Regions from separate parts of the Mus musculus genome. Here region 2 is linked to region 1. A link is a loop called in an ENCODE intact Hi-C map of the cell type or tissue named here. Cell type or tissue: heart. All regions are shown on one strand. Each heading gives the region's core, and the rest is flanking DNA. Links, peaks and the distances in the headings are about the cores only. Region 1 overlaps Hspg2 (perlecan (heparan sulfate proteoglycan 2)). Region 2 holds the start of Ldlrad2 (low density lipoprotein receptor class A domain containing 2).

Region 1 (15,748 bases), core at 4,194-12,193:
GTTTGAGCCCCAGCACCCATGCGAAAGCCAAATACCATGATGTGAACCTGAAACCCCAGCCCCGGGGAGGCAGAAACAGAAGGGGCTGTGCCGGCCAGTCAGCCTAGGAACTCCAGGGTCAGTGAGAAACCCTGTCTCAAAAAATAGGTGCAGATCCATGGAGTTGATAAATTGGCTAAGAGTACTTGCTGCTCTTCCAGAGGGCGTAGGTTCAATTCCAAGTCCTGGAAAAGCAGCTCGTTTCGGGAGGGGGGAATCCAACACCGTTTCTGAGTTCTGCTGGCATCTGCACCTATTTGTGTATGCACACCTCCCAAGACATATTTTCATACATTCAAAAGAGAAAATAAATCATAAAAAATAAAAGCAGCCAAGCAAGGTGAATATGCTTTTAATTCCAAGACTGGGGGCCAGAGTGAGCCAGGTCTCCGAGTTTGAGGCTCCTGCCTGCCCTGATCTACATAGAGAGTTCCAGAACAGCCAAGGCTATGTACAGTGACAAAACCAAAACCAAACAAACCAAACAAAACCAGAGAGGGCTGCTGAGATGGCTTAGAGGGTAAAGGTGCTTGCCCCCAAGCCTGACTGATGACCTGAATTCACACCCTTCAACCAGCATGGTGGAAGGACAGGACAGATTCTCTAAAGTTGGCCCCTGACCTCCATAGGTGTACTGAGGCGTGTGCATACACGCACATAAATAAACGAATTGTTGTTTTGTTAAGGTAGAGGCTGATTGAGGAAAACGTCCAACATCAACCTCTGACCTCCGCAGGCACACACATACAAGTTCACACATTTGCATATAAACATGTACACACACACACAGTTGGATTGCCACCAACAAGGGATCACCAAACGGCAGAGTGTAGGTACCAAGTGCCCCTACTGTCATGTGAAGTGAAGTTGGTCCTCGGGGCTGGCAGGATGCTGTAGGGAAATCCTACGGGTGAGTGAGTCTGTGCACATGGTCCGTGCACACACCAGGAGAGGGTTGGACCGGTGACCCCCATAACGATAAGAGTGATCCCCTTTTCGAGCGCTTCCTTTCTGCTCCCCTCAGTGGTCCAGAGGCTCTGAGAAGTCTGCTGCAGTGAGCCTCTTGCCCTTCCCTTGATGCTGTGTCACCTAACATGGCTCCCAACTGTCACACTACAGTGATGGCCTTCTCTAGACCATGTACCGAAGCTTCAGAGGATAAAAACAATGAGGAAGAGAAGAAAGATTTTGGGGGAGGGAGTGGCTGGATTAAGACAGGGTCATATGCAGCCCAGGCTGTCCTTCAATTTAAACTCATGATTGCTCAGGAGTTCTGGGATTACATGTGTGCCGGGCCCAGCTCTGCTTGGCTACAACCTGATGTCAGGAGGGAGGCATCTGTTTTCTCCCAGTCACCCCTCCCTGGGTCCCAGCTCTCAGACTAGCTGTCCTCTGCTAAGCACGGGCCGCCATCCTCACCTTGCTTCTGTCCTTGCAGGTGTGAATGTGACGATGCCCTCCCAGCCCGGCGTGCCACCCCTCTCCTCCACCCAGCTGCAGATCGACCCCGCCCTGCAGGAGTTCCAGCTGGTCGACCTGTCTCGCCGCTTCCTTGTCCACGATGCTTTCTGGGCCCTACCCAAGCAGTTTCTGGGCAACAAGGTAAGGAGGGGCAACAAGGTAAGGAGGGCGGGGGCTGCTCGGTCCTGCTCACCCTGAAGCATGGCAGCTTCTTCTCTAGGGAAGAGGCAAGATCTCTGCTCTTCTTCTTCTTTTTTTTTTTTTTAAGATTTATTTATTTATTATATGTAAGTACACTGTAGATGTCTTCAGACACTCCAGAAGAGGGAGTCAGATCTCGTTACGGATGGTTGTGAGCCATCATGTGGTTGCTGGGATTTGAACTCCAGACCTTTGGAAGAGCAGTCGGGTGCTCTTACCCACTGAGCCATCTCACCAGCCCCCAGATCTCTGCTCTTCTAACCCACTTTGGGTTCTTTCCTAAGTACCCTGTGGGCTGGTAGAATGCCCCACACTGGCCTCCCTGGGTACAGTGTTACATGTTTTCAGCCCTGTGCCCACTTCTCTATAAGCCTCCTGTGGGCAGACTAAGGACCTAGAAAACAGGATTCAGCTGCCTGGGGATGACTGCCCTGCCCTGATCTGTCCTGTCCCGGCCAGGTGGACTCCTATGGAGGCTTCCTGCGCTACAAGGTGCGCTATGAACTGGCACGAGGCATGCTGGAGCCGGTGCAGAAACCAGATGTGATCCTCGTGGGTGCGGGGTACCGCCTACACTCTCGAGGCCACACCCCCACCCATCCTGGAACTCTGAACCAGCGTCAGGTCCAGCTCTCAGAGGTGAGTGGCACCAGAATCTCAGGGATTGGTGTAGCGGGGGAGGGGTGCCTGCAGGCACTGACAGAACAACCCTGTCCCCTCCAGGAACACTGGGTCCACGAGTCTGGCCGGCCTGTCCAGCGGGCTGAGATGCTGCAGGCCCTGGCGAGCCTGGAGGCTGTCCTGCTACAGACAGTGTATAACACCAAGATGGCCAGTGTGGGGCTGAGTGACATTGTCATGGACACCACTGTCACCCATACCACCATCCATGGCCGGGCTCACAGTGTAGAGGAGTGCAGGTACCTGCCCCAATGGGACTGTGAACCATGGGACACTCTCTGGGGTAGAGGTGAATTAGCGGGTCTGTGGTCCCTGCAGCCGTTCTCTTGGTCCTATCCCCACAGATGCCCCATTGGCTATTCTGGTTTGTCTTGCGAGAGCTGCGATGCCCACTTCACCCGCGTGCCTGGCGGGCCCTACCTGGGTACTTGCTCTGGCTGTAATTGCAATGGCCATGCCAGCTCCTGTGACCCTGTCTACGGCCACTGCCTGGTGAGTAGTGCAAGATACCACTTGGACACTGGATGGGAGTGGGGCTCTCCTATATCCATGAACACTGCAACATTTCTAGAATGGCTTGAGTGGCTATCATGACCTTCAGATGCATTAACAAGAGTACAGGGGCTGGAAAGGTGGCCGAGAGGTTAAGAGCACTGGCTGCTCTTCTCAGAGATCTGGGTTCAATTCCTAGCACCCACATGGCAGTTCACAACTGTCTCTAGTTCCAGCTCCAGGAGACCCAACACCCTCAAACAGACATACATGCAGTCAGAGCACCAATGCACATAAAATAAAAATAAATAAACCATTTGAAACAAAACAAACAAAAGCAAGAGGTGGAGTGTCCAGACAAGGGAGATGAAGGTCTCTCTCCTTTGAGGACTGAGGGGAGCGTGGCTTAGACGTTACACCTTATCTCTTGGGAAGAGTGATGAGGGCTAGGATTGTGGAGCTGATCAAAGGGAGACACAGACATGGCAGAGCCACTGTCTTCAGATCCCCAGGTAGTTTATAAGGGTGACAGAATGGACTCCAGGACAGAGGCGGTCCTGGGTGCCGCCTGGAAGAGGGTGACAGGTTCGATCCTTATCAGAAGGTGCTTGGAACCATCTGTGGGACTGGCTGTCTCGCTGCGGCTACAACTGCCATGGGGAGGCACCTGGATGCTCCTATCTGCAAAGCTGTGGAACGTTCTAGAGCCTGCCTGTCCCAATTCTACACAGTAGGCCCCGATTCACCATCTACCTTCTCCTATTCTAGAATTGCCAGCACAACACAGAAGGACCTCAGTGTGACAAGTGTAAGCCTGGCTTCTTTGGAGATGCCACAAAGGCCACAGCCACTGCCTGCCGGCCCTGTCCCTGCCCATACATCGACGCTTCCCGAAGGTCAGAGCTCTCTCAGGATATAGGCGTATGGCTCATGGGGACATTCTATGTCAGGAAAACTGGATACCCACATGGATTCCAGTCCTAACCTGCTCACAGTCCTGTCCGTGCTCTTTGATATTTTGTGAACCTCATTTTTCCATTCTGTATAATGGATCCATATCCCTTTCTACAGTTGCTATGAGGTCACAGGGGCCAGAGAGGGCATCACGCCACTCTGTGTGTCTTCCTGGGGTTGAGCATGTCAATCCCAGCCCCGAGTTCTACCTTTCTACCCTGACCACTTGGTCCCCACAGGTTCTCAGACACTTGCTTCCTGGACACGGACGGCCAAGCCACTTGCGACGCTTGTGCCCCAGGTTACACAGGCCGCCGCTGTGAGAGGTAAAGGGGAGTTGACAGGAGCTATGGGTAGGAGAGAGCATGCCCTGGCTGGGGTGTGACCGTGTCGTCTCCCACAGCTGTGCCCCTGGATATGAAGGCAACCCCATCCAGCCTGGCGGGAAGTGCAGGCCCACCAGTGAGTATTGTGACCACGTCCTGACAGAAACTGCTGGGCTGGGCTCTTCCCCGTCCCGTCCCCCCAACCCCCCACCCCAACTTCCCAGCCCACACCCGGAGATCCCTGGCGAGCTGCCCATTCCCACCCACCCTGCCAATGCTTTCCTCCTGCCTCCAGCCCAGGAAATTGTGCGCTGTGATGAGCGAGGGAGCCTGGGCACCTCAGGGGAGACTTGCCGCTGTAAGGTACGTGTACTGTCTACTCCTTCCAAGACTCGGGCCAGCCTTACGGTGGCCCCGGGGAGGAAAGAGATCCCAGCCTCTCAAGTACCTTGGCCAGTGGGCACTGCCTTGCCTGAGGCCATAGTCCTGGCTGGTCTTCTGTACTGTGAGGGGAGTCCTGGCTGTGGGCAGGAACACTGATTAAGAAGTCAGCCACCCTGAGTTCAATTTCCTGGCTTGCTTGCAGCAACTGCTGCAAGCGTTCCGGCCCTCAACTGCAGTACTCTGTCAGGTCTCGTGTTGACGTTTCATCAATAGTGGGAGAATCAGACGTCAGTGGAGAAAATTAACTGGGCAGGTTTTGCAGTCAGGCAGTCCTGATCTTATAAGTCAGGAGATGAGCGTCCGGTTGACCCTGCGTGTCCTTTCTTATCTCTGAGCCTCACTCGCTCACTTGAAAGGCACCAGCGTGATGCGTGACTTTCCCCATCTTCAGCTGTAGTGGCGGTGAATTCTATCAGCTTGGTGTGTTTCAAATCTAAACTTATCTGTGAGCCTCCTAGTGGCCAATGAGAAAAGGGAAACTGGTTTCATTAAGCACCACAATCTAATGACCGAGATGCCTCGCATATATGTATGTGCGCTTTCCATGGCTCTCCGGGACACCCCCGTCTAGACTCGGGGGTAGATTCAACTGCTGGTTCCAGGCAGCTCCTCCCGTGGGCCATCCTGCAGCTCCCATCTCTGTGTCCACAGAACAATGTAGTGGGGCGCTTGTGCAACGAGTGCTCGGACGGCTCGTTCCACCTGAGCAAGCAAAACCCGGACGGCTGCCTCAAGTGCTTCTGCATGGGAGTTAGTCGCCAGTGCAGCAGCTCCTCCTGGAGCCGCGCCCAGGTACCGGCAAGAGGGCGGCAGCTGGATGGGACAGCCGGGACAGAGGGCGGGGGCAACACCGCCACCGCCACCACCACCCCTGCCCGATCTGAACATTCTCCATCTCCAGGTGCTCGGGGCCTCGGAACAGCCCTCTCAGTTCAGCCTGAGCAACGCCGCCGGCACCCACACCACCAGCGAGGGGGTCTCGTCCCCTGCACCCGGGGAGCTGTCGTTCTCTTCCTTCCACAACCTCCTGTCTGAACCCTACTTCTGGAGTCTTCCCGCCAGCTTCCGAGGGGACAAGGTGCGCAGGACAGAGGAACAACACAGGCAGGAAGGGCATTGGGAGGATAGAGACAGCGTGGCCCGACTGAAGTCTCCCGCTCAAAGCCTGTCCACCCCTGTTCCAGGTGACGTCCTACGGCGGAGAGCTGCGCTTCACTGTGACGCAGAGGCCCCGGCCCAGTTCTGCGCCCCTGCACAGACAGCCCCTGGTGGTGTTGCAGGGCAACAACATTGTGTTGGAGCATCATGCCTCGAGGGATCCCAGCCCTGGCCAGCCCAGCAACTTCATAGTGCCCTTCCAAGAGGTGAGCCCCTCCCATCCCTTCTTGTTCCTCACTTTGGGGGCCTCAGCCCCCAGGGTGTCAGGAATGGATCTCATGTCACTTCCCTTACAGCAAGCGTGGCAGCGGCCTGATGGGCAGCCGGCCACACGGGAGCACCTGCTGATGGCCCTGGCAGGCATTGATGCCCTCCTCATCCAAGCATCTTACACGCAGCAACCGGCTGAGAGCAGGTAGCTGGGGCTGAGGCGGGGCAGAGGTGTCTCCAGAGGAAGCAAAAATGTGGTGTAGCCTCTCACACTGTAGCGTGGCTAGCATGCTGCAGCATCCCTTACAGGATCTTAACATGCTGAGGGCCAGTGGTTCTAAGTCAGTTTTCCAGGGGTCCCCAGAGAAGCTGGATAGTTTAGGGCGTCCAGACAAGGAGGGATAGAGGATGGGAGTCCTTTGGAGAGAGCAGCAGGTATGAGCGGCTACCACAGCCTGTGAGACTGCTGGAGAACGAACGGGGACCACAGGATGCTGAAACACAGGACTCCAGGTCTCCCCAGTGCACTGTGAACATCCCCTTACCGTGACTCTCTTTCTACCCAGGGTCTCTGGTATCAGCATGGATGTGGCTGTGCCAGAGAACACCGGCCAGGACTCAGCCCGGGAAGTAGAGCAGTGTACCTGCCCCCCTGGTTACCGCGGCCCTTCCTGCCAGGTGAGCCTGGGTCCCCCACCTCTCCACCCAGCTTCCTCCACAATGCTTTCCGGCCTTTTGTCTCTTCCCACGTTCCCAGCCCTCCACCGTCTTTTTGTCCCTAGGACTGTGACACAGGTTACACACGTGTGCCCAGCGGGCTCTACCTGGGCACCTGTGAGCGCTGTAACTGCCATGGCCACTCAGAGACCTGTGAGCCTGAGACAGGGGCGTGCCAGGTGAGCCCCACCCCTTCACCCTCCGTCCTCCTCCATCCTGGGAGCCCTGGCTTTCAGGGGCCCAGCCTCAACCTGCCTTCTGTCCCTCCAGAGCTGCCAGCACCACACGGAGGGTGCTAGCTGTGAACAGTGCCAGCCAGGGTACTATGGGGATGCCCAACGGGGCACACCACAGGACTGCCAGCCCTGCCCATGCTACGGAGCCCCTGCTGCTGGCCAGTGAGTCTGGGCCCCACTCTGCCCTCAAATACCCACCACCCTTCCAACCTCCTCTCTGGTCCAGCACTGGGGAGAGGTTACAGCTAAATTCTGGCTGGCCACTAGGGAGAGATAGCATCCATTTCAGAGCCCCAGGTTCTTAAATGGGGACTGTGTACCCACCTTAGCCCCTGAGAACTGAATGTGGGGATGGGAAAGAAACTCTTGGTGTAGATCTCCCCCACCTCCCTGGTCTGCGGGAGCCCAGCAGGAACAGCCAATGCCTTACTGACTGGACTTATCCACTCTCTCTCAGAGCTGCCCACACTTGTTTCCTGGACACAGATGGCCACCCCACTTGTGACTCATGCTCACCAGGACACAGCGGGCGTCACTGTGAGAGGTGAGATGGCTGGTAGGAAGAGCCAGGGGTTCAGCAGGGGGGGTTCCTGAGCACCATCAGTGAAACCAGCCATCCTATTCACAAGGAGCCTGACTTCTGCTCTTCGTTGCACAGGCTCTTAAAGGCCACCAGCTTTCCGCTTTGGGAGCCTCACCCTGCAGCCTGGCATTGGCCTGTAGCCCACCTTCCAGCCAAGCCTTTATCTTATCCAGGCCAGGGTCCTTCCATTAGGCCAATGGTTCTTAACCTTCCAAATGCTGCGACCCTTTAATACAGTTCCTGACGTCGCCGTGACCCCCAACCATAAAATTATTTTCATTGCTACTTCATAACTGTAACTTTGCTACTGGTATGAATCTTACTGTAAATATGTGTGTTTTCCGGTGGTCTTTGGCAACCCCTGTGAAAGGGTCATTTGACCCCCCTGTGGGTCATGATCCACGGGTTGAGAACCCTTGCAATAGACCCTTTGCTCTGTTTTGGTTTTATGAGGTGGCATTTCATGTAGTTCAGGATAGCTACAAATTCATTGTATCATCATGTATGGCCTTGAACTACTGATCCTTCTACCTCCGTCTCCTGAAGGTGATTATAGGCTCACACCACCAGGCCCAACATTAGACCTCTTGATCTTGACCCTTGGGGTCAAGGCCTGTTGGAGTCAACTCACTGCCAGTAAACTTGGCCCCACCCTTGCTTTTTTCTCCCCCATCTGTGAAATGGGCTCACAGGCTGATAAGGCTTTTCCTTTACTGTGGGATCGTTGAGTCCTAGCCCAGATTCCACCCTTGGGCCCAGGCGCTTCATCACCAGTTTCTCAGGACTCCACTCTCTCTCTCCCTGCAGGTGTGCCCCAGGTTACTATGGCAACCCCAGCCAGGGCCAGCCCTGCCACAGTGAGTAGAGTTGCAGACTTGGGAGGGCACTGGGGGATGCTTTTCTTTCCAGGGAGATCTAGGACAGGTCCTTGGTTTCCCTGGGACCTGGGTGAGGTGGCTCTACCATTCTGTCACAGGAGGAGGCACTGCCGACATCCTCAAGTTGGCAGCAGTCCTCTTGGTGCTGACTTAGAGAGCGTTGGAGATGGAGGTGCTTAGTCTTGGGTTGGGGGTTGTGCCATCTGTGGCTTCTTTACACTTCAGGAGATGGTCAGGTGCCAGAGGTGCTGGGCTGTGGCTGTGACCCCCATGGCAGCATCAGCAGCCAGTGTGACGCCGCTGGTCAGTGCCAGTGCAAGGTCAGTTCAAAGCCCTGCCTTCTGTGTAGTCCAGCTCAGTCCACCACCGGGGCTGAAGAGAAGTCCGGTGGTACCCGAGGGGATCCTGGGACCTGGTCATGGGGTGGGGGAGGTAGGGCTGCTCACGACTGCTAGTAAGTAGTGGCTGGGAAGACTGGCCCCGAGTCCCTGCACACATTTTTGTGTCTGTCTCGCCCAGGCCCAGGTGGAGGGCCGTACTTGCAGTCACTGCCGACCTCACCACTTCCACCTGAGTGCCAGCAACCCGGAAGGCTGCCTGCCCTGTTTCTGCATGGGTGTCACCCAGCAGTGTGCCAGCTCCTCTTACTCCCGCCAGCTGGTAAGAGCCAGTCTGTCCCCTGTCCCGGGCTGGGTGCCAGCCTCCCACGAGGGTACCCATCGCCAGGCCTTATTGCTCACCTCAGCACTGAGCGCAGTGACCTGACTCCTTCTGAGGTCTCTCAGCACTGAGCACACCCCTTCATCTCACCCCAGATATCCAGCATTTCTCTCTCAGCCCTGGTCTCAGCGAGCCCCATGTCCTGCCTGTCCTGATATCTTTCTGTGCCCTGCCCACTTTGGTGTGCCTGACCAAGCTAACCCTTGTTCTTCCTCCTGATGCCAGATCTCTACCCACTTTGCTCCTGGGGACTTCCAAGGCTTTGCTCTGGTGAACCCTCAACGCAACAGCCAACTGACAGGGGGCTTCACCGTGGAACCAGTGCACGATGGGGCCCGCCTCTCTTTCAGCAACTTTGCCCACCTCGGCCAAGAGTCCTTCTACTGGCAGCTGCCAGAAATATACCAAGGAGACAAGGTAAGATCTGAGTGGGCTCCCGGCATGCCAGCTCTGAGCCAGGTCCTTCCTGAACATGGGGTCAACAGGCACTCAGGAACAAGTTTGTGGTCTGCCATGTGGCTGCCATGTCATGATGCAGTCTATGTATGGCCTTTGAGTGTCCAACACACCTCAGGTCACATCTCAGCTGGGCTGTCCACTAGCTGGACACCTGACCTCCCCAGCACAGGGTGGCTGGGACAATTGTGCCTGATACATACTGAGCCCTCAGCTGGTAACGACTGAGATTTTAGGCCAGGTCACATGTTCCACCACAACATAATGAGCCGGTTCCAGTTTGGACCCCCCTGTGCTCTTTGGTGCTGGGTGCTGGCATGGAAATTCTCAGGTCATTTCTATTGAACTCTGACCACACCCCCACTTAAGGTCTCTTAAGCCATGATTGCGTGAGCCAGCCAGCATTACTGCCATTTCTTAGCAGAGGAAAGTAAAGCCAGAGAGATCAAGGACTTTATGCGAATCCCAAGACTAGTGGGCAATAATGGGCAGGATGTGTATCCAGGTCAGACCTGCCTTTTTAAAAGGCTGCGCTAAGCAGAGAGGGCCTTCTTTGCAACTGAAATGAGGTCTGATCGGAAGACAGCATCATCAAGGATGGTCTTGTGGATGGCAGGGTCTAAGAGGTGAATGCCAGGGCGCTGGAGAGATGGTTCAGGTGTTGGGAGTACTAGGAGCTCTCGCAGAGGACTCAGGTTCAATTCCAAGCACCCACCATGGAGGCGCGCAACTGTCTGTAACTTCAGTTCCAGGGAATCTGACACCCTCACACAGACATACATGCAGGCAATGTATCAATGAATGCCCCTGAATCAAAATAAATAAAAGTAAAATAATAAATAAAAGTCACACACACACACACCCCTAAGCAGCCACATATGGTTCTCAAGGAGTCATGGCCATAGAAGCATGGCACATGGGACTTAGTATGTGAGTCCCCCACCAGCAGAGGCCCGTGCCCATTCAGCTGCACCCCAATCCAGTCACTACAGGGGGGCTTTGAGACCTTCCAGTCCCTGCTCCTTGGTGAGAAACAGGTGCCACCCCTCTGTCCAACCTGGCTGCCTTCTGGTGCGTTCTTCTCCTTGGCTCCTTCTCTTCTGGCCTCTCTCAGACCTCTCTCTGTCTCCTCCCCTGGTGCTTCCCGCTGTCCCACACACAGAGGGAGGCTCAGTTTGCACGGCTACGCCGGGCTCACCAGGTATGCCATTTGTTGAGTGGTGTGAAATGGGGATGCGATACAGGATGTGTCATGGTTACCCTCAGCCTGCATGGGAGATGCCCTGCACCCATGGGTGCCCTGCTTGAGCCTGTACTACCAAGGAGAGCAGGAGGGGTGTGTGCTGTGCTATGGCCCACCAGCCACGTGGTGTGTTTCTGGTGCCAACAGTTGGAGGTCTGCGGACAGGAAAACTAGCTTGATGTTAATCTATGTGACTGTGGCTGGCTCCCCAGTTTTCTGTATATTTGCCAGCAATCACCATTAACCTATGCATGTGCCCTTCCAGTAGCCTGGAGTAACCCTATGTATCAGCCCCAAGATGGGGTATGCCTCCCTCATTAGTCACTGTGGCCTTCCTTGCTGGTACCATGTATGGAGAAGACGCTGTCTATAACTCTGAGCCCTGTGAGGGCTGAGACGGCTTGTGACTTCCACCCCATCAGAACCGCACATCCCTCTCAGAGGAACAGTGGCGGGCAGCTGTGACAACGGGGAGGATCCTTGGGGACCCAGAGGGCAGGGGCCGGGCACAACGGGCATCACAGGTAACCTAAGGCAAGCGCAGGCTCTGTCTGGGGACCTAGGGGCCAGACCTTGAACCAAAACCCAGGCTTTCCTGGTTCACCTTCCCCCAAGCCTGTCTAGGCCAGCATACTCCAGTGTTCTACAGACACGCCAGAATGGCTTATGTAGGGCTGTGGGCAGCTGTCCACCCCACTCCCCCACCCCACCCATGGCTGCCACAGAACTTTCTATCCTCCCCTTGCTGGGCACCCTGGGCATGGTTCCTCCCCAGCAGACCCAGCCCATACTCATCCCAAAATGCTCTGCCTGCCTTCTAGGAGTGAGAAGGCAGAGGGCACAAGGAGAGGATAGGGGACATCCACACAGGCATATGGGTGGCCCAGAACTGGGGAATGGGATGGGGAGGGCTCAGCCTGGGGCAAGGCAGAGCCTCAAGCCTCATGGGTGTCTTTCTGTCCATGTCTTCCTGTCCTCTACTTCTTCCTCTCCTCGTCCCCAGGTGAATGAGGCTCAGAGGCGGATGGATGCTGAGATCTGGCAGCTTCTTGCCAGCTTTGCTGCCCATCCCCAACCCCCTCCTCGTGGGCTGCACCCCAGCCCCCAGCTAGCTGCCGCTCTACGAGCAGGTCCCCCCTCCTCCTCTTCCTCTCCCTCCTCCTCTTCCTCCTCCTCCTCCACTTCTCTGTCTTCCCCAGCAGACTCTCAGGTATGTACCCCGTCACTCACTGAGGGGCCCGCCCACCATGCTTCCTAGACTCTAGCCATTTCCAAAGCAGTTTGCTATTCCATGAGACTCCCTGGACTATCATTGACTTCAGGCGCCACTTTAATCACACCAGATAGGGAGTCAATTATAGTTATCCTTATGGTTTGAGACAGTCTCACTTCAGCCCAGGCTGACCTCAAGTTCAGAATCCTGTCTTAGCCTCTCAAGTGCTGGGATACTAACCATGTCTGCCTGACACTTGGCTTTCTTTCTTTTTCTTTTATTCTTTCTTCTTTAGACAGGATCTCTCTACAGAGACCAGGTTGGCCTTGAACTTGTGTTCATCCTCCTGTCTTTGCCTCCAAAATATGGAGATTAAAGATACACACTATCATACCCAACCACTTTTTTTTTTTTGAGACAGTTCGCTGTAGCCCAGGCTGACTACTTTATAGCCAAGGGTGACCTTGAACTCCTGATCAACCTGCCTTATCTCCAAAGTCATGGGATAATAAATGTGTGCTACTATGCCCTCTATCCCATCTTTTGGATGGAAGCCAGGGCTTCATGCAAGTTGAGTAAAAGCTATGAGTTACATCCACAATCCTGTGGCTACATTGTTGTGTTTTCTGGCTACTTTTTTCTTTCCTTCTTTCTTTCTTTCTTTCTTTCTTTCTTTCTTTCTTTCTTTCTTTCTTTCTTTCTTTCTTTCTTTCTTTCTTTCTTTCTTTCTTTCAAGATAGGATCTTATTATGTAGCCAAGGCTGTCCTGGAACTTACCAGGATAGACCAGGCTGGCCTCAAACTCACAGAGACCCACCTGCATATTGCCTCCCAAATGCTGGGATTTAAAGGTGTGCACCTTCACATTCAGCTCCAGCTACATTTTTACATATATGTAAATACATACATACATACATACATACATACATACATACATACATACATAAGAAGAGCCACTGGAGTTTTAGGTGTTTACCATGTGCCCCACTGATCCTGGGGTCCTCCGGAAGGACACACCGTATTCAAGGCAAAACAAGACCATGCTTAGAAAGAACATCTAGAGGACCTGGGCCCATAGCAGGAAGCAGGTCACCCAGAGAGCATGGTGGGCGTGTGCTGTGGGGTTGGGTGGGTTCTGGGTCCCTGCTGGGGCGCCTGTACCCCATTCTTCCCTTCTATTCTTCTGATCTAGTTCTCACTTTCCTACGAGGGCTTCTCTCTGCTGCCTGGAAGCCTCTATTACTGGCAGCTGCCCCGAGCCTTCCTAGGGAACAAGGTAACCTGGAAGTGGAAGGGCCATGTGTGTGTGTGTGGGGGGGGTGTCAGGGGGTGCATTTATTAGGCACTTGCTGGGTGCTGTATTATCAGTACAGAGGCAATTACTGGGCTGGCCTTCCAGAACTCTTCACTGTTTTTACCAGTCCTGCACTCTGAATGTCGCTGTCTTTCTCTCGTGTGTGTGTGTGTGTGTGTGTGTGTGTGTGTGTGTGTGTGTGTGTGTACACTTGCATATGCACATGAGCCTCTGGAAGCTGGAGGACAACTCCCGCTGTTATTCTTTGTTTTTTTGAGACACAGTCTCTCACTGGACTGGAGCTTACCGGAGTAGGCTGGCCACTCACGGTGTCCCTGGGGTCACTCTTTTTGTCTCACCAGTATTAGAATGCCCAGGACTTTTTGGGGGGGGCAGTTCTCTGAGAAGCAAACCCAGGTCCCCACACTTGCACATAAACACTTTACCAACAGAGCCACCGCCACCATCCTGGGTGTTGTTACTGTTACCCTGACATTAACATTCAAGTTGATATGGCTCCTACCTTGCCTCCTTGTCCCCATGTGACAGAGAGAGCCTCTTCATATTGTGTATACCTTGGGATCAGGGCATTGACTTAGTGGTAAGTGGTAGAATGCTTAAGGCCCAGGTCTGGTCGCCAGCAGTTGGAGGAGGGAGGCAGGATTTGATTAACACGTGTAAGACTGCAATCAGCAGCCAGTCTAGGCCAAGCAGGTCCAGAGGAAGTGAGGTAAGAGTCTACCAGAATCTGGGTGGGTACCATAAGAAGGGGAGAGCCATTGGCCTTCAAGTGTGTTCTCTGCACTAAGATGAGTGTGTCCCTGTATGTGGCCTGAGCTATGTAATCCTCGAGGTGCCCTTTAAAGTATTTTTTCTCCTATCTGCAGGTGAGGGAAGTAGGGCTCAAAGTAAGCGTGTCCACAGTTGTCCAGACAGCAGAGCTGGCATCTCTAGACCTTGACTAACATCCTTGTGTGGCACACGCCTTCCACTTCCTAGAAAGCTGCTCCCAGATGACACTGTGAACTCACTGGCATCCAAAACAAACAGGAATCCAGTTGTTTCCGTTGTAATCTGGTTGTTCTAATAAGTTTCTTACCACACCCTGGGTTGTTAAGAGAATAGCCCTGGGGCCTATGTCACCCAGGGCCTGGCGTGTAGCCAACTGGTGTTTGATCAATATTCACCCACTGAATGAACGCACTTGAACCAGACAGACACTCTGTGCTGGGTAGTTTTCAGCCAGCTGTCTGCCCTGGTGATGAAGGAGAGGGAAGAAAGTCCAGGGGTCAGAGCTGGGACCTCAGCTGCCAGGGTGAATGAGCCCTTTACAAAACTAAACCTTCTAACCATGCCTACAGAGACACAAGTCCAGGTGGTTTGTCCACAATAAAGAACAAACAAATAAACAATAACAATCAAACAATAGAATGGCTCATGAAACCACAGGGTCCAAGGATGACAGCTGGATACAGACACTCATAGGGGGTTTTTTCTCATTGTGTTGCTTCTGGTCCCATGGGAGATAGGAGTTTCCCTGTCCCGAATGAAAGAGGTGTGCCAGGTGCACTGTCCTTTCCCCAGCTGGGAAGAGGAATACATGGCCACCTTGCGTCTGGTCACACTGGGACGGACCCCACCCATCTCCCTTCCTGATCTAGAACCGTGTTAATTGGGCAGGCTTGGCTGGCTTGCTCTCCACAGCAGATGGGAGGGACCCGTGCGTACCAGAAGGTTGTTATATAAAGAGAACAAGGAGGGGACTGGAGAGGTGGCTCAGAGGTTAAGAGCATTGACTGCTCTTTCAGAGGACCCAGGTTCAATTCCCAGCAACCACATGGCAACTCAACCCCCTGTAACTCCAGTGCCAGGGATCTAAGGCTTCTTTTGACCTCCACAGGCTTCCATACACTCATGGATTATTGTACTACACATACACACCTAAAATAAAGTAAATAATTTAAGAGAAAGAGAGAGAGAGAGAGAACAAGGATGTAGTTCACAGAAAGAAGGAAGTAAATTCTAGACAGATCCAAAGCCAGAAACCTAGGAGACGAGGCCTCCGAACCCATGCAGACCCCAAGCCCTGAGCTAAAATTTCTGATCTTGGCAGCGTCTCACTGCTATTACTCTTGTCATTTTATGGGAAATGCCTACACATAAAAAGGGACTCAGAGTTTGCTGACTGACTGTCAGGCAATGGAGAACGGGAGGGAAAGATGTCCTCTCATGAGGAAGGCTGGAGAGGAACTGAGAGGGCCTTTCAGCCTCTCTGTGGTGCGAGCTCTGGCCTTCTGAGGTTAGGGTGTGACACACAGGAGCAAGAGGCTCTGCCCCTTACCTGTGAGATCTTGTCCCTCCACAGGTGGCAGCCTATGGCGGGAAGCTGCGGTACACCCTCTCCTACACAGCCGGGCCACAGGGCAGCCCACTCTTGGACCC
Region 2 (14,177 bases), core at 2,657-10,656, 50 kb after region 1:
CGTTAATCATGTCCTATAGGGAGGGGGTTTCAGGATCCCTCTGTCACCCAGCGCTACCTATGGTCTCCTCAGGTCTGGCTGTTCTGCGGAGCCACGAGCCACTGACCTTAGGACGCTGGCACCGAGTGTCTGCGGAACGCCTGAACAAAGATGGCAGCCTGCGGGTGGATGGAGGGCGTCCTGTGTTACGCTCTTCACCAGGAAAGAGCCAGGGCCTTAACCTGCATACCCTGCTCTACCTGGGTGGTGTGGAGCCCTCGGTACAGCTGTCCCCAGCCACCAATATGAGTGCTCACTTCCATGGCTGTGTGGGTGAGGTGAGGAGCAGCCCTCGGAAGAAAGGTGGGAGGGAAGCGTTCAATGTGCGGCCACCTGCCACTCCCATCACCCTGGGATCATACAGTTTCTGATGAGCCAGTTTCACCAAAATGCGATAATAATAACCGCTTTCAAGTCATGTGGGTGACTGGCTACACAGCATTCAGCTTCAGTGCCTCCCTACCACACTCGGGGTCCCATGTCACCTTTTGTGGTCCTGCCTGACTTCCCAGATACTCTATCCTACGCTCACTCTGCTGGCACACCCCGGCTTCCACACCCCATGAGTCCCTTGGTACCCCTGTACCCACAGGTATCTGTGAATGGCAAGCGGTTGGACCTCACCTACAGCTTCTTGGGCAGCCAGGGTGTGGGCCAGTGCTATGACAGCTCCCCGTGCGAGCGCCAGCCCTGCCAGAATGGCGCCACATGCATGCCTGCGGGCGAATATGAGTTCCAGTGCCTCTGTCAAGATGGCTTCAAAGGTACCAGGGCCAGCCCTGGGCACAGCAGGGCACAGGAACAGCAGCCCAAGGGTCAGTCAGGGTCAGAGGGTAAGTCTAGCCCCTGTCCACCCACCCACCTCTGCCTTGGCCCACAGGAGACCTTTGTGAACATGAGGAGAACCCGTGCCAGCTGCATGAACCATGTCTGAATGGTGGCACCTGCCGGGGTGCCCGATGCCTCTGTCTGCCTGGCTTCTCTGGTCCACGCTGCCAACAAGGTACTTGTTGGTTGTTTTATATTTCCTCTGGGGTCAGACACAGCCACTGGGTATCTGTGTCCACCAACTAGATCCCATCCTTCCTTCCCCACAGGCGCTGGATATGGGGTAGTGGAGTCAGACTGGCACCCTGAAGGCAGTGGAGGCAATGGTGCGTACCCTCTGTGGCCAGCTAGGCAGATGGTGGCCTTGGCTTCTCCTTGGTCTCCTTGGGACTCTCATTCTCATTTCTCCCAGTTAGTTATACCTCAGTTTGGATCCTCAAGGAAAACAAACCCAAGAGAAGAACTCATACAGGGACAGATAGGCAGGAACAAAGAGGGACAGAGCCATACACAGCTTATTGGCAAGGTGGCCTTGGGCAACCTTGGAACCACTGGCATGAGTTTCCTTCAGTCAGCAAGCATCTCTGGTGTATCAGTTTGAACAACACAGGACTCTCATTCTCTGGAATTCCACATATTTAAAAGTAAGAGCCAGGCAGTGGTGGCGCACACCTTTAATCCCAGCACTTGAGAGGCAGAGACAGGCGGATTTCTGAGTTCGAGGCCAGCCTGGTCTACAAAGTGAGTTACAGGACAGCCAGGGCTACACAGAGAAACCTTGTCTCGCAAAAAAAAAAAAAAAAAAGTAAGAATCTGCGAGCTGGAGAGATGGCTCAGTGGGTAAGAGCACTGGCTGCTCTTCCAGAGGTCCTGAGTTCAATTCCCAGCAACCACATGGTGGCTCACAGGCATCTACAATGGATCTGATGTCCTCTTCTCGTATGTTTGAGGACAGCTACAGTGTACTCATAGACATATAAAGAAATCATTCTTTAAAAGACAATAAATAAAAGTAAAAAATCTGCAAATCTGTGACAGGGTTGGAGAGATAATGGCTCAGCTAAGGGTGCCTGCGGCTCCTCCCATGTCCATCAGGAAGCTCATAGCTGCCTATGACTCCAGATCTAGGAGATCTGACAATCTCTAATAACCTCCACAAGACTTATGTGTGCATACACACACTCACTCCCACCACACAGAGAGACACACATACACAGAGAGACACACATACACACACAGAGACGCACACTATACACACACACAGAGATACACACATACAGGCACAGGCACAGACACATCAACTTGGGAGGCAGAAGCAGGTGGATCTCTGTGAGTTTGAAGCCAGCCTCGTCTATAGAGCAAGCTCCAGGGCAGCCAGGACTACACAGAGAAACCCTGTCTCAAAAACTATAAATAAATAGATAAATAAATAAATGATGATAAAGAAATAAGCATATATAAATCTTTTAAACATTCTTATGCAGGGCATGGTGGCGCATGCCTTTAATCCCAGCACTTGGGAGGAAAAGGCAGGTGGATTTCTGAGTTCGAGGCCAGCCTGGTCTACAAAGTGAGTTCCAGGACAACCAGGGCTATACAGAGAAACCCTGTCTTAAAAAAACCAAAAAATTTTCTTATTTTATGTGTATGCATAGCTAGCCTACATTCATGTCTGTGTATCATGGGCCTGCCTGATGCTTCCATTGGATCCCCTGGGACAGGAGTTATAGGGAGCTGTACAGCCATGTGGGTGTCAGGAATTGAACCCCGGGTTCTCTAGAAGAACAGCAGGTACTCTTCCACTGAGCCATCTCTCCAGTCCATAGACTAAAAAGTAAAATTTAAAAAAATAATAATAATAATTAAAAAAAAAAAGCCAGGCTGTGGTGGCGCACGCCTTTAATCCCAGCACTTGGGAGGCAGAGGCAGTCGGATTTCTGAGTTCGAGGCCAGCCTTGTTTATAGAGTGAGTTCCAGGACAGCCAGGGCTACACAGAGAAACCCTGTCTCGAAAAACCAAAAAAAAAAAAGGCAGAGTGTTTAAAAGTGTGTGTTAGTTTCAGAGTTCCCAGCAGGCACATAGTAACTAGCCTGTAACTCCAGTTCCAGGGACTCTCATGCCCTCTTCTGACTTCTGTGGGTACCAGGCACACATGTGAGGTATAAACATGCTGGCAAAACAGTCATTCACAGAGAATTCAATACATCCTAGGTGGCGGGAGGAAGAGAAGGAAAGAGGCGTGCAGCAAGCCCTTCCCCCACCCCTTTTAAAGTAAAACTGTGGGTAATGAGGTGGCTTAGCATGTAAGAGCACTTGCTACATACACCAGTGACCTGAGGTTAATCCCTGGAACCCACTGTAGAAGGAGAGAAACAACCCCCAAAAGTTGTCATCTGATCTACACATGAATTTGCGCGTGCGGCACGCGCGTACACACATACACACACACACACAATATCATGAGCATTCCCACACTCACATGCCCATCGTGTACACAACACATGGTAATTAGCTACGATGGACTTAGAGAGTCACACTCCCTGTCTCCCTCCCTCCTACAGATGCCCCTGGGCAATACGGAGCCTACTTTTATGACAATGGCTTCCTAGGCCTCCCTGGTAACAGTTTCTCAAGGAGGTAAGATGGGTGTTAGTTGACTCTCTGGGCCTGGCAGGGTTAACCGGAGTGTGAGACGCAGATTTCCCCACCCACTGCTTCCTGCTCCCTCTTCCCAGCCTGCCTGAAGTACCCGAGACAATTGAATTCGAGGTTCGGACCAGCACAGCCGATGGCCTCCTGCTCTGGCAGGGTGTGGTGAGTGGGAATCTCTGAGGGTCCTGGGGCTTCTGGGGTTAGAAACTGGCCTACACTGGTCAGGAAAGTGTAGAGAGAGGACTGCTGAGGCTGCAGCCCTCAGGGTCTCAGCGCTCCAGTGAGGGACACCTAGAGACCCCATGTTTCCTTGGCAGGTGAGAGAGGCCAGCCGCAGCAAGGACTTCATTAGCCTTGGACTACAGGATGGCCATCTAGTGTTCAGGTGAGTCCCAGCACCTCCATCCCCCTCTTCCAACCCTGGCTTCTCCCCTGGGAAGCTGCAGGTCCAGGTGCCCCAGCTACACACCCCGGTATCATCTGCACCTTTATACATCCTGTCTCACCGTCAAATTCACACCATTGTGGATCTATGTTACTCCAGCTACCAACTGGGCAGTGGGGAGGCCCGTCTTGTCTCAGAAGATCCCATCAATGACGGCGAGTGGCATCGGATAACAGCGCTGCGGTAAGGAGTCCAGCCAAGCGCTAGGGGGAGGGACCAGAGTTGGGCATAGGATCCAGGAGCACATACCTCCCCACCCCAGGCTTGGGGCAAGCTCTGAGATCTGAGGGGCAGAATAAGTAACTGATATGGAAAGACTCCTTACTGGCAAGCAGCGCTCCTCCAGTATCAAGGTGGTGGTGCACACTTGTGATCCCAGCACTTGGGAGGTGGAGGCAAGAAGATTCTGAGTTCGAACCCAGCCTGGGTTTCTTAAAGAGGGGAGAGCTGAGGACAGGCCTCAGAAGGTGGCTGTGTGTGGCCAGTAGGAAAGCAGAGAACTGAGAGCAAACACGGGCCAGATGTGCCTATTGGGAGTGTCAATGACAGGGGAGGATGGGGATTCAGGGCAAAGGACCTGACCCTGTCACACCTGCAGAGAGGGCCAGAGAGGCTCCATCCAAGTAGACGGTGAGGATCTGGTCACCGGCCGGTCCCCAGGTCCTAATGTGGCGGTCAACACCAAGGACATCATCTACATTGGTGAGTGCCGGGCAGGGTGTTGAGACAGACGGGGAGGAGATGGCAGCCTTCGGGGCTGTAGTCTGGCTTCCTTGCCTCTCGGTTCCACCGATGACCCACTGTCACAACGATCCTCTTCCTGCCACAGGTGGTGCCCCAGATGTGGCCACACTGACCAGGGGCAAGTTCTCTTCTGGGATCACAGGCTGTATCAAGAATCTGGTGTTGCACACGGCCCGGCCTGGAGCCCCACCTCCACAGCCCCTGGACCTGCAGCATCGCGCCCAGGCAGGGGCCAACACACGGCCCTGCCCCTCATAGGCACCCACCTGCCTCCCACGGACTCCTGGGCAGCACCCAGCCTGACAGTGTCGAGTATATTATTATTAATATTATTATGACTTTTTGTAAGAGACTGAGGCAAGGCCACGCTTCGCTGCTACCACCCTGGGCTGGACTGGAGGGTGGGTGCGCCAACTCCCACGCATTCGTGGGCAGAGCCCCGAGGCTGGTGGGCAGGACAAGGGGACTGGAAGAGGTTTCCTCAGAAGGCTCCCGGAACTTGGAGTCAGGCATCGTGACTGGTAGGGCTCAGAACTGTTCCCATCCCTTTCCCTGCTTCAGCGTCAGGCTGGGCCACCCACTTCAGCAGGCCGTGCGTGCGGACAGTCCTCATTGCTGTGAGCGCAGTTACCACCTGGTGCCTCACTGTCAAACTGAACGAGGGGGTGTGGCCATGGCCTGAGCCACTGTTCTGGGAGCAGAAGGCAGCTCACTGCCCCCCCCCACACACACACCGACCACATACCATCCCAGCCTCCTCCACACCCACCTAGCCAGAGGTCCCATGTCCTTGGCAGTGTCCCCTCCCACCCAGCCCTCCTCCACCTGCATTCCCCCACCCCTACCCCCATATCCCCCACACACACACACAGCCCAGGGCTCTGCCCTCAGGAGCTGCAAGGGAGACCAACTCTTTCCCAGAATCGCTAGGCAGAGCCCAGCAATGAGGTCCCACCACACCAGGCCACACCCCCCCACTCTTCTGGAGGTGAAGGCCCAGGGCGTGGGGGAGCAGGGATCAGGAGCACCTGTGGCTTGGTGGAGGCAGCTGAGACCTCAGCTTGGGAAGGGAACGAGGGATGATGATAACCCTGCCCATCTGGGAGCCTGAGGACCTGACTAAGGGGTAAGCAGGCCCAGACTGTGGCTCTTGGGTCCTAGAGGGAACCCCCTGTGGTCTTTCTCTGATTTTTTTTTTCTTAATAAACGGTGCTATCCCCGCTAGATGTCTCCTGTTTCAATGACAAGGGATTCACTCAGTACCGCTGGGGGAAGGGCAAGGCAGGGTCGAGTCTCTGAGATGTGGAAGAGGAGCAATCCCTGAGGTTTTTTTTCTGATCAAGGCAGACCCCAGTTCCTACCCTAGGCCCCCTGCCCTGTCCAGCACAATGATCCACCTCTACCCTCAGGATCTGTTGTCCCCTCTGTCATGAGCACTCTGCCTCAGAAGCAGATGGACAGATTGTCTTCCCACAAATCAAGCTTTATTGAGTGACAATAAATTTATATAAGCTACGTCAAATATCATTGGCTGCAGCTGGGCGTGGTGGCACACGCCTTTAATCCCAGCACTTGGGAGGCAGAGGCAGAGGCAGGCGAATTTCTGAGTTCGAGGCTAGCCTGGTCTACAGAGTGAGTTCCAGGACAGCCAGGACTAAACAGAGAAAAAAAAACAAAAAACAAAACAAAACAAAAAATATATCATTGGCTACAGCTTCTCTCTCAGACATGACCCTTGGCAATCTCAGATCCTCTCCTTCCAGTCGTAGTGACTAATGGTAATTCTCAGACGTCTCAGGGCACGTCTCGTTGTCTTGTGTATATCTACGGGTATATAGGTGCGTGCTGTACCACAGAACAACTACAGAAGGTTTGAAGAGGCCCCGGTGAAGGCAACAGCCCGAGACGCAGAGAGGCCCTGCTATAGTTTGAGTTTAACGTCCCAGTTAGTGTTGCCAGCCGCCATGGAGCTGGGTCCCAATAGTTCGCAACTCAAACAAAAGACAAGCAGGGAGACCTGCTGCACTGAGGCCCCCACATCAGGACACTGTCCCAAGTGCTTCACCCTTCCATCTAGGACACCACCAGCTGCTGGTGATCACTGTAGCCCTACTTCAGGTGTCCTTCCCTGTATTTGACCCAGGACAAGAGATTGTATCATTCTTTGGTCTGTTGTGTTCTTAGGTCTGGTCTTTCTTTTTTTTTTTCCCCTACCACGTGTGTACCTGATATCTGAGGAAACCAGGAGAATAGGGTGTTGGATCCCCTGGAACTGGAATTATAGACAGTTGTGAGCTGCCACGTGGGTTCTGGGATTTGAACTCAGGACCTCAAGAAGAGCAGCCAGTGCTCTTAACCACTGAGACATCTCTCTTGCTTTGGTTTGGATTGATATGGCTTGGGTTTTTTTTGTTTGTTTGTTTGTTTGTTTTTTTGTGACAGTGTCTCTCCTTGGAGCCACGGCTGTCCTAGAACTCTATATGTAGACCAGGCTGGCCTGATCCTCCTGTTTTCTGCAACCTTTACCTTGTTTGGGAACCAGACATGGTCCATTTCTCAGAGAGACAGACTGAGGGTCAAAGAACCAAGTGACCTCTTCCAAGTCAGCCAGCTAAAAGAGCTTAAAGCCCAGGCCTGTCAGAGCCCAGAGCCTAATCAACTGATCACTACAGCCCCCTAACGATGACCTCCCTGGTTCTGGAAGGCCGGCCAGCTCAGCCACAGACCCCCAGGAGCCACCCGGCCAGGACATAGGTGACAAACATTGCAGGCTGCACAGCATCTGAGGCGGAGCCTGTGGGCACCTGGGTGCCAGGCCAGCCAACCTGGGCAACAGCAGCACCAGAGGAGGCCAGTGCAGGTCAGCAGCATTGAGGAGGCCAGAGCCACCCACCAGAGCCAGGGACCTGTGGGAGGAATGAGAGTCCAGTCAACTTCTACTGGGCCCAGTCTCCTGAAATCATGGAGATGAGGTGTGGGTGTGTGTGTGTGTGTGTGTTACCATGGGGTAATTTATGGTAGAGTGAGGGCATGTGTACCACAGCAAATATGTGGAGGGCAGGGGACCACTTCATGGAGTCTGTTCTCTTCTTCTTTCCTTTGCATGGGTTTACATTGGACTCAGGCTGCCAGGCTCACCCAGCAAGCGTCTTTACCTACTAAGCTTTCTTGCCAGCTCCCCCCATCGTCTTTTTTTGCAGTTTTTGCTCTTTGGCATGTGTGTCTGTATGGTGTGTGCTTGGGAGTTGGGTGTTTGTTTATTTGTTTGTTGAGACAAGGTTTCTCTGTGTAGCCCTGGTTGTCCTGGAATTCACTCTTGTAGACCAGGCTGGCCTCAACCTCTCAGCAACCCACCGGCCTCTGCCTCCCGAGTGCTAGGATTACAGGTGTGCTCCACCGTTGCCCGGCTTGCTTGTGTTTTTATACATGTTCTCATGTGTGCAAATATACATGCGAGCATTTGATTGTGGAGGCCAAGGCTGACATCAGGAAGCCTTTTTTTTTTTTTTTTTTTTTTTTTTCCAGACAGGGTTTCTCTGTATATTCCTGGCTGTCTTGGAACTTACTCTGTAGACCAGGCTGGCCTCGAACTCAGAAATCCACCTGCCTCTGCCTCCCAAGTACTGGGATTAAAGGTGTGCGCCACCACTGCCCAGCCTTTTATTATTATTGTTATTTAAGATTTAATTTACGTTTAATTATGTGTCTGTGTGTGGGCATGTACATAGGAGTCCAGGTGTCCTCAAAAGCCAGAGTGGTCAGATCCCTGTGGGACTGGAGTCGCCGGCAATTGTGAGCTGCCCAACCTGGGTCCTGACAACCAAACTCAGATCCTCTTCAAAAATAGGATGAACTCCTAACTTCCAAGTCATCTCTCCACTTCAGGACACTGCCCTGCTCAACCTCCTCCTTGCCACCTCATTTTCCCAGACAAGGTCTCTCCCACTGAACCCAAGGCTTGTCTGTTGGACTAGACTGGCTTCCTTAGTGCTGGGGTTACAGGTTCACCCCACTGAACCTGGCTTTTTACATAGGTGCTGGGATCCAAGCGTTTTCCTGGCTGGCCCAGGTGGAATTTTAGTGGATAAATGTAAGGAGTTTTTCACCAAGTGCCATCTACCTTCCAACACTTCTTGTGTGATGGGCGCCAGGCCTTCTGGAGGGGTCCGCTCAGCTGTGGAACCAGGAGCCACAAGAAGAGTCAGCGCCTTGGAACTGTTATCTTCCAATGTCCCCATCTCCTTGGGTACCAGAGAGGGACCTGTGAGCAGTAACAGCACACTGAGAGCTTCCCTTTCAGGGGACACTACGGTGTCCCTTACACCCCATGAGGGTTCTCTGACATCCTCAGTACCAGAAGAAGGGAAATGAGGGACAGAGTTGATAAAACATCTGGCCAAGGGGCTGGAGAGATGGCTCAGCGGTTAAGAACATTGACTGCTCTTCCGAAGGTCCTGAGTTCAAGTCCCAGCAACCACATGGTGGCTTACAACCATCAATACAGCTACAGTTTACTCATATACATAAAATAAATAAATAAATCTTCTTTAAAAAAAAAAAACATCTGGCCAAGGTCACACAGCCCGGAAGTGAAGTCTGGTCTACCCAGCAGGCTGGTAAGTGGGACATGGGACAGAGCAGTCTGGGGTGAGCAGCGTCCGAGCAGTAAGTGGCTCGCTCTAAGCAGAACACTTTAGTAATAGCACTTGCAGGTGAGGAGTCTGCAGGGTTAGATGTAATGACCCCATCCCCCACCGATGAGGGGACCGAGGAGTCACGAGGTCTGTTATTCACTTAACTATTGCTTCTCAAGCATCTGTCATAACCCAGAGGTTGTCATATGGACTGGAAGTGATGGCAGGTCCTCGGGTCCTGGGAAGCATCTCTCCCCAGGTCTCCGGGCACACGCCGGACTAGACGCTCCTCCCTCCGCTGCACTGACCCTCACTCTTGATCTCTAAAATGACCATTATTGTAGCCACGCTCCCTCCTGCTGTATGTTACCTCTCTACCCAGGCCCTGCCACCCCCAGAGATGAGCATTAGGGCCAGCCAGCCTCTCCACTTTAATATTCAAATGGGGTCCACGTGATCCCGATCACTGACCTCCACAGCTGGCTGGGGGACGGGAGTCCTGGTCACTGCCGTCGCCGCAGTTGTCCATGTTCCAGTCATCACATAGGAGGCTCCGGGGCACACATCTGCCATTCCGACAGCGGAAGTAGGTGCCGCAAGACCCTGGGGTAGAAAAGGGAAGCTGGGAGTAAGGATCCTAGACTAGATCCCACAACACTGTGGTCCCATGGTGAGAGAAATGGGGGACAGGACAAGGCTTCTGTCTGACAGCATGTTCATGGAATGTAGGTCTCCTGGAGAGATAACAGTATACAATCTTTAGGGGAGTCAACACAGTGAAAACTGGTTGTGGTGCTGGTGGCCATGGTGGCTTTGTGGTTAACACTTACTGAATTCATAAAATAGGTAGCCCAGGATGTCCTTGAACGTCTAGTACTGATGACCTTTGACCTCTGGTCCTATGACCTCTGCCTCCCTACTGCTGGGATTGCAGGTGTAAGTCACCACCTCTGTCTTAGTTAGAGTTTTACTGCTATGAATAGATACCATGACCAAGGCAGCTCTTATAAGGGCTGGCTTACAGATTCAGAGGTTCGGTCCATTATCATAAAGGTGGGAATACGGCACCATCCAGGCAGACATGGTGCAGGAGGAGCTGAGAGTTCTACATCTTCATTTGAAGGCTGCTAGCAGAATACTGACTTCTAGGCAGCTAGGATGAGGATCTTATAGCCCACACCCACAGTGACACACAAGGCCACATCTTCTACGCGTGCCACTCCCTGGGCTGAGCATATACAAACCATCACAATGTCCAATTCATGCAATGCTCAGGACCAAACTCAGGGTCTTCTTTGAGCTAGACAAGTCACATCCCAACACCTCTAATTTAATATTTTTAAATTATTTCTTTATTTCAAGGCAGGGTCTCCTGGTGTGATCTAGTCTAGAGTCAAGCACTTTATGCCCCTGATTCAGCTTCCAAGGATGGGATTCTAGGCATGGATAGTGTGTACTTTAACCCTGTGGAGCCATGGTAAGGAGACTAGAGCTGGGGGACGTTGGATCACCTGACCATGGCCACAGGGCTTATCATCTGGGTAAGAGAAAGGATGGATGTGAAGTTCACACAGTGGTGTGAGTGTGGGTCATGTGCCTATGACCTAGGATTCACAGTGGGGGCTGGAGAGATGGCTCAGTGGTTAAAAGCACTAACTGCTCTTCTGAAGGTCCTGAGTTCAATTCCCAGCACCCACATGGCAGCTCACGGCTGTCTGATGCCATCTTCTGGTGTGCAGAGTATATGCCGACAAAAGTATCCATATACATACATACATACATACACACATACATAGAATTGCAATAGTCCTGAGCATCCTTGGCAGACTCTGGCTCCTGCCTTTGCACTTACCACTGGTGACGCTACCATTCCCATTCTAAGTGGGAAATCTCCACTCAGGTGCTATTTTATCCTTCAGCTTACCCAGAACTGCAAGCCTCCTCTCTCCCATGGATGCTCATCCCAACTGAGAGCCCACTAAACCTCTTGTCCCTTCTGCTAGACACAGATCTATTTGTTTATTTGCTTCCCTGCCTTCCCTACCAGCAAGCCAGCACCAGAACACAGGGCCTTCTCTAGTGCTTGCTGCAGTATCCTTAGTGCCTGTCATATAGCACCTGGCACACAGCAGGTGCTCAATTAATGTTTATGAATGACCACACATGAGCGAAGGAATGAGACTCAGTATACAGAGTCTGGCAGACAGCTTGACTAATTCCATGCTGTGGGCAAAAGTTAGCTTTAGAGCCAGGTATGGTAGCTAACCAGTAATAGCAACATTTGGGAAGCAGAGACAGGAGGATCAAGAATTCAAAGATATCCTACATAGTAAGTTCAAGGATAGCCTGGGCTACATGAGACCCTGTCTCAAAAGATCAAGGAACTGGGCAAACTGTTCAGTGGGTAAAGTACTTTCTGTGCAAACATGAGGACCTGCGTTTGAATCCCCAGCACCCATGGAAACTCTGGGCACAGTGGTGTGTTCCTGTTATGCTGGAGGTAGGATGTGAGTCAGGCAGATACTGGAGACTTGGTAACCAGTAGTTTAGCAGAAATGGGGGTCTTAAAGTTCAGTAAGAGGCTCTCAAAAAAATAAGGTAGACTCCAGTAGGCAGAGGCACACCCCCGACATGGTAGGGGAAGAAACACCTCCTACCAGTTGGCCTCTGACCTCTGACATACACACCATTAGGGCATACTTCATATAGAGCCAGAGACTCAACAGGGAAGGGACAGCACCTCCCATCCTCTCCTCGACACCCACACACATGCACACGCATGTGCACGCACACACAGACGATTCTAGGGCAGACAAAGGTAGTTGAACCTGCCTGAAGGGCCAAGTGGCTAATAGCCAAGAGCCAGCCCACCATCTAATCCTCCAGGTCCTAAGGCAGTGCCAGAGGCCCCTAACCTTGGCATGCCTACAAGCCCCATGCTTAACTCTCTAGTCTGGAGACTCAGCCAGAAATAACCATGGAAAGCTAGAAAGCCTAGGCTCTTTCTGGGCTTTGAGAGCTAGCCTGCTCTCCCTTAGAGCAGTGATATCAGCACATGGTGGCTCCAGACCCGGGGCAACCTGCAAGGCTATGTACAGCCTTGAACTTGATCTGAATTGCAAGGCAGATTCAACACCTCAGCTTGAATCAGGCATAGTGTTGAAAACCTGTGATCTGAGACCTCTGGAGCAGAGGCAGAAGGATCTCTAGGTCAAAGCCAAGTTGGGCTACAGAGTTAGACCTTGGCTCAGAAAAAAAAAAAAAACAACAATAACAAAAATCAAACTGGGTGCATGCCTTTAATTCCAGAACTCAGGAAGCAGAGGCAGGAAGACCTCTGAGAGTTCAAGGACAGCCTGGTCTACAAAGCAAATGCCAGGACAGCCATTGCTACACAAAGAAACCCTGTCTCAAAAATAAATAAATAAATAAATAAATAAATAAATAAATAAATAAAGCAAGCCAGTCTCAACAAAATGGCTCAGAGGGTAAAAGCTGTGACAGACATGTGCTGTTTGAATGTCTTTTGCACACATGCACGCGCGCGCGCGCACACACACACACACAGAGCTCTAAGCCTCTGGTCGCAGCACACAGGTGGCTGAGGCAGGAGAATGGCTGTAAGCTCACGGACCCTGCCAAGAAAGAGAACCAAGAAACAAAGAAATCTGAAAACGCTGTACAGATTCGCAGAGAGACTGACTGGCGGTGAGCTGGCGGCCAGAGAGGGCTCAGAGTGGACCCTGCCTTGCCTAAGTGAGTTTTAGGGGAAAGTCCTAGTACAGGCCTTCAGCAAACCTGACAGGTTGGCCCAGACAGAGGGGCCAGTGCTCATATCTGGGTGTGAGGCGGTATTGAGTTCCAGCTGTGAGGTATGTGGCTGTTTAGGTGAGAAGACAGTGAGTGTGTGAAGCGTTTGTGCCAACATGAGTTTAATTGTGAGGGTCATACAGTTTGGGTGTGAACAGGTGTCTTGTGTGAACCTTGTTCAAGTGAACCTTGAAAGTGTGTGTCGGGGCTAGAAGGAGACAGGATTTGTAGATCTAGCTCTTTTCTCACTGGTTCCACAACCCTGTCCACGTCACCCACTGTTTCCTAACTGGGATCCCATTCCCCCGTTCCTGTCCTCTCCTGCTCTATCCCTCCTCACCTCTCCCTATCCATGAGCCCCAACCCACCCAGGTGGAAAGAGGTGACCTCGCCCAAAAAGTCCACCCGGGGTTGGCGGCCCCTAGTGACCAAGCGCAAGCCAAGCCAGGGCCCAGAGGACGTGAATGGGGCTGGAATGGTCAGGCCACAGATCGGAGGCCCCAGGGCCCGGGGCGCCTCTTGCGGGCCGTCGTAGAATTGCAGGTAGGAGCCCGGTGCGCACGGGTCGCGGGAGGATGCTTTGGTTGTTGGTGTGGCCGCAGTGGCCTGGGTGGCTGCGGTGATCCGGATGGCCGAGGACAGGCTGTAAACCAGAAAGAAGCGGAACTGGAAGCGCATCCTGTCTTCAGGGGCTGCAGCACGCAACCACAGAATGCAGTCAGTGTCCGGAGTCACGAAGTAGAACTTGCGTGAAGCCGAGTGCGAGCGCAGCTGCAGCGCGTCTTCCTGCCAGGTCTGTCCGCACAGGTCCGTCAGGTCCGCTGCGGGGAGAATGCAGGGGCGGAGTCATGCGGGATCACACACAAACACACACACAAACACACACACAAACACACACACACACATACACACATATACACACAGAGAGAGAGAGAGAGAGAGAGAGGGAGAGAGAGAGAGAAGAGAGAGAGAATGAGAGAGTCCCGGGCCGCCCTTTCTACCTGATCCAGGAAATCGCGCTTCC

What was found. Peaks named below come from ENCODE experiments on the same cell type or tissue, not always from the same donor. Only the 100,000 strongest peaks of a DNase experiment are listed, where the experiment ranks them.
Region 2: a loop joins it to region 1, with 2.3 times the contacts of the local background. A loop is called at or near these places in 4 of 42 quality-filtered maps.

The regions. Positions count from the first base shown.
Region 1 is chr4:137,513,134-137,528,881 of GRCm38, forward strand. It overlaps Hspg2 (perlecan (heparan sulfate proteoglycan 2)), which reads left to right. Exons shown (of 97, transcript NM_008305.3): 14 at 1,478-1,641; 15 at 2,161-2,340; 16 at 2,425-2,621; 17 at 2,727-2,874; 18 at 3,643-3,770; 19 at 4,068-4,154; 20 at 4,232-4,290; 21 at 4,450-4,517; 22 at 5,250-5,390; 23 at 5,500-5,676; 24 at 5,783-5,962; 25 at 6,053-6,171; 26 at 6,533-6,644; 27 at 6,749-6,862; 7 more. Among named protein-coding and RNA genes, the nearest start is that of Mir7018, 17 kb to the right of the region's middle. In heart, for the core only: CTCF peaks have their summits at 5,071 (motif pointing left) and 5,863; DNase peaks (open chromatin) are centred at 5,787 and 9,008.
Region 2 is chr4:137,564,698-137,578,874 of GRCm38, forward strand. It overlaps Hspg2 (perlecan (heparan sulfate proteoglycan 2)), which reads left to right. Exons shown (of 97, transcript NM_008305.3): 88 at 73-317; 89 at 632-803; 90 at 920-1,042; 91 at 1,137-1,193; 92 at 3,430-3,505; 93 at 3,604-3,682; 94 at 3,838-3,905; 95 at 4,065-4,148; 96 at 4,564-4,667; 97 at 4,795-5,933. The coding sequence ends at 4,967. Ldlrad2 (low density lipoprotein receptor class A domain containing 2) reads right to left here and starts at 10,483. Exons shown (of 4, transcript NM_001033979.2): 1 at 10,366-10,483; 2 at 9,815-9,946; 3 at 8,830-8,970; 4 at 6,179-7,615. The coding sequence starts at 9,872. The coding sequence ends at 7,386. In heart, for the core only: no CTCF peak of the experiment used is centred there; a DNase peak (open chromatin) is centred at 7,529.